Linked DNA regions of Homo sapiens: region 2 is linked to region 1. Evidence: chromatin contacts called from ENCODE Hi-C or POLR2A ChIA-PET data. All regions are on one chromosome and are shown on one strand. The core of a region is the stretch at or near the end of the contact, and the rest is flanking DNA. Distances in the headings are between cores, read along the strand shown. Region 1 overlaps LINC02663 (long intergenic non-protein coding RNA 2663). Region 2 holds the start of LINC02663 (long intergenic non-protein coding RNA 2663).

What was found. A loop is a pair of places that touch in the nucleus more often than their neighbours do. ChIA-PET counts read pairs that join two places held with the same protein, here RNA polymerase II (POLR2A).
Region 2: a loop to region 1 is called in a map of K562, with 2.3 times the contacts of the local background. The contact joins the promoter of LINC02663 here to the enhancer-like site in region 1. A Hi-C loop is called at or near these places in 1 of 168 maps with a recorded cell type or tissue (K562). POLR2A ChIA-PET finds 5 or more read pairs at or near these places in 1 of 52 experiments (K562).

The regions. Positions count from the first base shown.
Region 1 is chr10:9,823,571-9,826,270 of GRCh38, forward strand. All of the region lies in intron 1 of LINC02663 (long intergenic non-protein coding RNA 2663), which reads right to left. Among named protein-coding and RNA genes, the nearest start is that of LINC02663, 53 kb to the right of the region's middle. Within about 2 kb of position 1,386, at least 2 of the 41 ENCODE cell types and tissues checked have a DNase peak (open chromatin) inside an H3K27ac peak, as active enhancers do.
Region 2 is chr10:9,876,682-9,879,381 of GRCh38, forward strand. It overlaps LINC02663 (long intergenic non-protein coding RNA 2663), which reads right to left and starts at 1,413. Exons shown (of 10, transcript XR_930644.2): 1 at 1,067-1,413. RefSeq lists a silencer at 435-597.

The DNA of each region.
Region 1 (2,700 bases), core at 136-2,635:
AACACTTACCTTTACATGATCTGCAGCTGGTGGAAAAACAGGTTTTATAGCAAATTTAATAATGCCAATAAGCAGAGAAGGAATGTATTTTTAACCATCTGTACCTAAAATAAGTTTAGCTGCATTCACTGGATTACTCAGTGAAATATTTAGGAGCTAGTATTTCTTGACTCATTAAGGGAAAAAAAAAGATACTATGACATCAGACTTATTCAAAATAGCAATGTCGTGTTACTTTTCTTCCTTTTATCATCAATTACTACAAAACTTGTACTTACTCATATTCATTCATATATAGTTCTCCCAAATTCATGACATATTTGAGGAATTGTATTAACATTCTCCTTCCTTCTAAAACTGAGAAATGTATGACTTTTGGTGTTTAATAATGTAACCTATTCCTGTGCAGAAAAGATCAGTTTTATTTTAATAATTAATATATACTTTATTTAAGTCATACATTCAGAAGTCTTATTTTTCTTTAAAAATTTTAATTCTGGTTACAAATCTTGCTGTTTATTTACTAGAAAATTCTAACACTTTAAAGAGACCATTTATTAAATTCAGTTCCATTAAAAACCTTAATTATATGCCATTAAAAATTAAATCTCATTTACCAATTAAATATTGTCACTTTCATTTTAAAGAAGTGTTCCAATGATCTGAGTGATAAAACTTCCCAAATACTTAGTAATTCTTTTAGCCTTGTAAAATTAAACATATAAGTATAGAAACCAAGTTCTATTACATGTTCAATAGTGTATTTTAACTTAATAAGATTTTTACTTAAAATCATAAAACTAGAGCAATTATTTTCTAAACAAGTTTAAATTGGAATCAAAGGCTCCCCATAATACTAGCAAGCTGAAGTCTCTTAAACATTACAAGTAAATAAAATACAAAATGAGCACTTAGTTTTATATTAAAGTATGAATTAAAGAATGTTTAATTCTCCTGAATACTTGTAGACTGAACTTTAAATCTTGGGGTTAATGGATGTTTAATTTCTATGAGGACAATTTCCTCTTGCCTAATGGGGATTACTTATTAAACAATTTTTTTTATACTGACTGTGACTAGATTCCTTTCATCCAACTTACTAGAACATGTTAAACTGCCATTAATGAAGCGGTTTCGTTGTCTGGGGAAATACCTGAGGTTTGTCATCTGGCACCAAGATTAAGGACACGGACACACATGGGTAGGTTAATGACTGCAAAGTTTAACTGGCAGAAGAGAAAGGAGAATAGCTCTCTCCTTTGTGAGAAAGAGGAGCTTCCAAAAGCAAAATATGGCCTGTGGTGGAGAGCACCAGATTTTATAGGCAGTCTTGAGGAGGCAATGTCTGAGTTACGTAGGGCCCACAGATTGGTTGGAACAGGTGTGACATTTACATAGCACAGGGAAGGCTGGCTGCCCCACCCTCATCTTATTATGCAAATGGACTTTCCACTTGGCCAGCTCCGTTCTTGTCTGCTTCTTACTGCACACATGGCTGGCAAAGAGAAGGGAACATGGGGTCGCCATTTAAACATGCCTAGTCCCAGGCAGCCTTTTCCTATTGGCACAACTGCCAACAGTGCCCCCTGCAAGCTTCCAGCTTTCTTGTCTATGTTTGCAGCTCAATTTTACAGGCTGCTCTTTATAAGAAAAGAAAATAATTTGGGGGCTGCTTTTCATTAAAAGGAAAAGCTTGCAGAGGACTCCTGTACCCTCACTATCTGCCTAAATGATTTCTTCTTAACTCCTATATCATTACTCTCTATAACAGGAACTTTACAGCTCAAAAAGATTACTCTGGGGCATTCTGAAACTCTCATAGGCCATGTTCCTGGTCTAGGCATGGAATTTGTAAACTACTTGGCCTACAATAGCCCTTGCATTTAATGAAACTATCTTTGACAGAGGAGAAAGGAAAAAACCTGATCAGGAGGGCAGTTAGGGTGGGTCCTTGGTTGAAACCTTTAGAACAAAGAACAGCCTGCAGGCACAGATAAGGGAACTTGCACAAGGGGGCTTGCCTAAGACATGCCCAAGGCTGTACTGATAAGAAAAGCTACATAGGCAACTTGCTCAGATACGCCCACATGGGGAAATTCCATTCCCTGACACGTGAATGGTAAAGGGAACAAAGCTATTATGGAGTAACTCAAGCTAAGGGCCTGCATGTGCATTAGAAGGACAAGGTGGAGCTACCAGAAACTTAGGCCTTATGCAAATGAGATGCCCAGCCCTCAGTGGTTTCCTATAAACGCTTTTGCATTCAACTGTAAAAATGGCAACCCTCTTCCAGTTCTCCTCTCCACAGCGGACAGCTTTCTTCTTTAGCTTATTAAACTTTCACTCCACCCTCACCCTTCGTGTTAACACTCCTTAACTTTCTTGGTCATAAGACAAATAACTCTGGATTACTACGTCAGGCAACGAGAAACTGCGACATGGTGGTGCATTGGCAAGACTGTAACACCTTGGCTCTCAAAATATTTACATATTTAATATTTGGAGTTAGTGAAATTCTGTATGTTTTCCATATTCTTTATGTCTGACAGAATATCACACTACAGATATTAAGTGCTATCTAAAGGATTCTGAAAAATCCCAAAACTATGTGGATCTTAACAACTTTTATGGTTGTATTTCTAGGTAAATCCTCTAACTCTGATAAGTTAATACTTAAACACAATGTCAAGAGGTATTACT
Region 2 (2,700 bases), core at 163-2,662, 53 kb after region 1:
GTGTGTAAATCTATGAAATAATCCTAAAAAAGATGGAAAAGCCAAAAATGTAGGGGGAAAGGCGTAAATATCAAAATTTGTTTTAAAGTTAAACTTATTAAAATCGTATATTTTAAAAAATATACAAATACACCTATAAAATAAAAGACCAGATCCAAGCATACATAAACCATTTAATTTTTGATCAAGAAGGTGCCACTGAACAAGTCTTTTAATAAATGAGGTTGGTCCGTTGAGGGGGAAAAATGGACCTTAATTCTTACATCACACCATATACAGAAATTAATTACAAGTGATTTCTAGATCTAAATCTGAGGCAAAATAACAAAACTTCTAGAATTAGAATACAGAAAATATCCAGTAGGAAAATAATTGCTAAATAAGGTACAAAATGCAATAGTCATAAAAATATTTAGAAATTGAACAACAAAAAGCCAGAATGTCCGTTTATCAAATGGTACCACTAAAAAAGTAAACAAAGGCCGGGCGCGGTGGCTCACGCCTGTTATCCCAGCATTATGGGAGGCCGAGGCGGGTGGATCACCTGAGGTCAGGAGTTCTAGACCAGCCTGGCCAATATGGCGAAACACCGTCTCTACTAAAAATACAAAAATTAGCCAGGCGTGGTGGCGGGTGCCTGTAGTTCCAGCTACTCGGGAGGCTGAGGTAGGAGAATGGCTTGAACCCGGGAGGTGGAAGTTGCAGTGAGCTGAAATCGCGCCACTGCTCTCCAGCCTGGGCGACAGAGTGAGACTTCGTCTCAATAATAATAATAATAATAATAATAATAATAAGCTGCAGAATGGAAGACGATAGAGTAAGTCCTCACTTATGTACTAGGTTCTTGGCAACTGCAACTTTAAGTGAAACTAGGTATAAAGAAACTATTTGCCCATAGGCTAGTTGATATCAACAAGAGTTAAGTTCCTACAGCATATTTCTGGTTGCAAAAACATCACCAAACTTCTAAATAAAGACCCGAAACACTTCTGGTATTAAACACTGGAACAAATATGAGCTATTCGTATATTAAAGAAAGATTTTAAAAATCAAGCAAGATATTTACCCATTTGTTCTAGTTTGGGATCGCGAGCAGCCCGAGCCGGTCCTGGCAGCTCAAGGTGCCAGGTGGCACCCAGTCCTGAACAGGACACCGTTCCATCACAGGGAGCACTCACCCACACACCTGTTACAGGTAGTTAGGCAATGAGCGGGGCAGGAGAGGGCTCTCTCCCACCCGCTAGGAATGTCAGGTGACATCGTTCAGCAATTATCGCATTGCCTCTCTAAAAATGATAATTGGGCAGCCAGGGAGAGAAAATCTCCTCAAGGTCCACACCTGCTAACATTACAAACGTTCATTGAATGCAGGCGCCAGAGAGAGGCAACTTCCTCAGCCCGCCTGTTAAGAGACAAAAAAAAAAAAAAAAAAAAAAAAAAAATGGCGAAGTATCAGCTTCCGGGGACACATTCCATCGGAATAGGGGAGAAAAGCCTCAGATGGGCGTCTGGGTAAGTGCCCTAAAAACAATGCGCATGCTCAGTTCCCAAGGGTGAGGTGGGCACAGCGCATGCGGAAAGCCCATCTTAAAGGGAGAGTCTTGGGAAAGAGGCGAGCCTATAAAGTCTCAGGAGCAAGGTTGAAGGCCCCATCTTTCTCTCTTTTCTCTCCACCTTCAAGCGCCCACTTGGATCCCTTCCAAGCGGTCTTTCCTTTCCTTCCTGTTCTAAAGGCTTTTTAGTAAACTTCCACTCTTACTCTGAAACTTGCCTCATTCACTCTGATTTATGCCCCTCATTCCAATTCTTTCTTCTGAGGAGGCAAGGACTGAAGTTGCTATGGACGCATATCAGTAATGGGGTAACTCGGATCTCTGTCACCACTGACACACCCACACTCACTCAGACTGGGACTGTTCAGTCTCGCCAGTTCACTTAATGTGCACATCTCTGGGAGGTGGGGGATACCAGAGTGCCTGGAGAAAACCCGTGGCGGCGTGGGAGAGCGTTCTAACTCCACATTGTGGCCCCAGCCGCATCAACATTGTAACAAAACGACATGGAATGAAACAACATTAATTCAAGGACCTGCTGTATTTGCGACACATGTAATTGACAGTGTTCTTATCCAGAATAATCCTAGTATTTTTAAATCTTATCAATCTATAACAAATACCATTTAGTGCTTTTATTTCTTTCAAATTTTTATTTATGTATTTATGTATTTATGTATTTATTTATTTATTTATTTTTGCCTGCCATGGTATGAGTTAGTCCAAATTTCCTAATACTTCATTTTAAAAAACAGATATGTATTTAATATCTTTATAATCTCTGCTGTATCTGTCACATGACTGTACACAATGGCAAATCTAAACAAACTGAGTTTTATTGTATGTAATTCATTTCTCATTAAAACGGGAGGAAAACATCAATAGCTAAGTAGTAGGTCTGTATAATTAAACACAAATTTTAAGGAGAAAATAGGTTTTTTTGGCAATACAATTAACCAGTACGAATAAGCAAAACAATAAATGTGCAATATATAATTTCATCATTAAAATAAGACTAGTTTAAATAAAATAATGCATAATTTTTAACTAAAGAAGATGAAAATCATAATGTTGATTCTCAATCTACAGTACTGTGTAATTTCAGTGAAAGTCCAATAAATTTGCTACGGAATTTTTCAAGTGCATT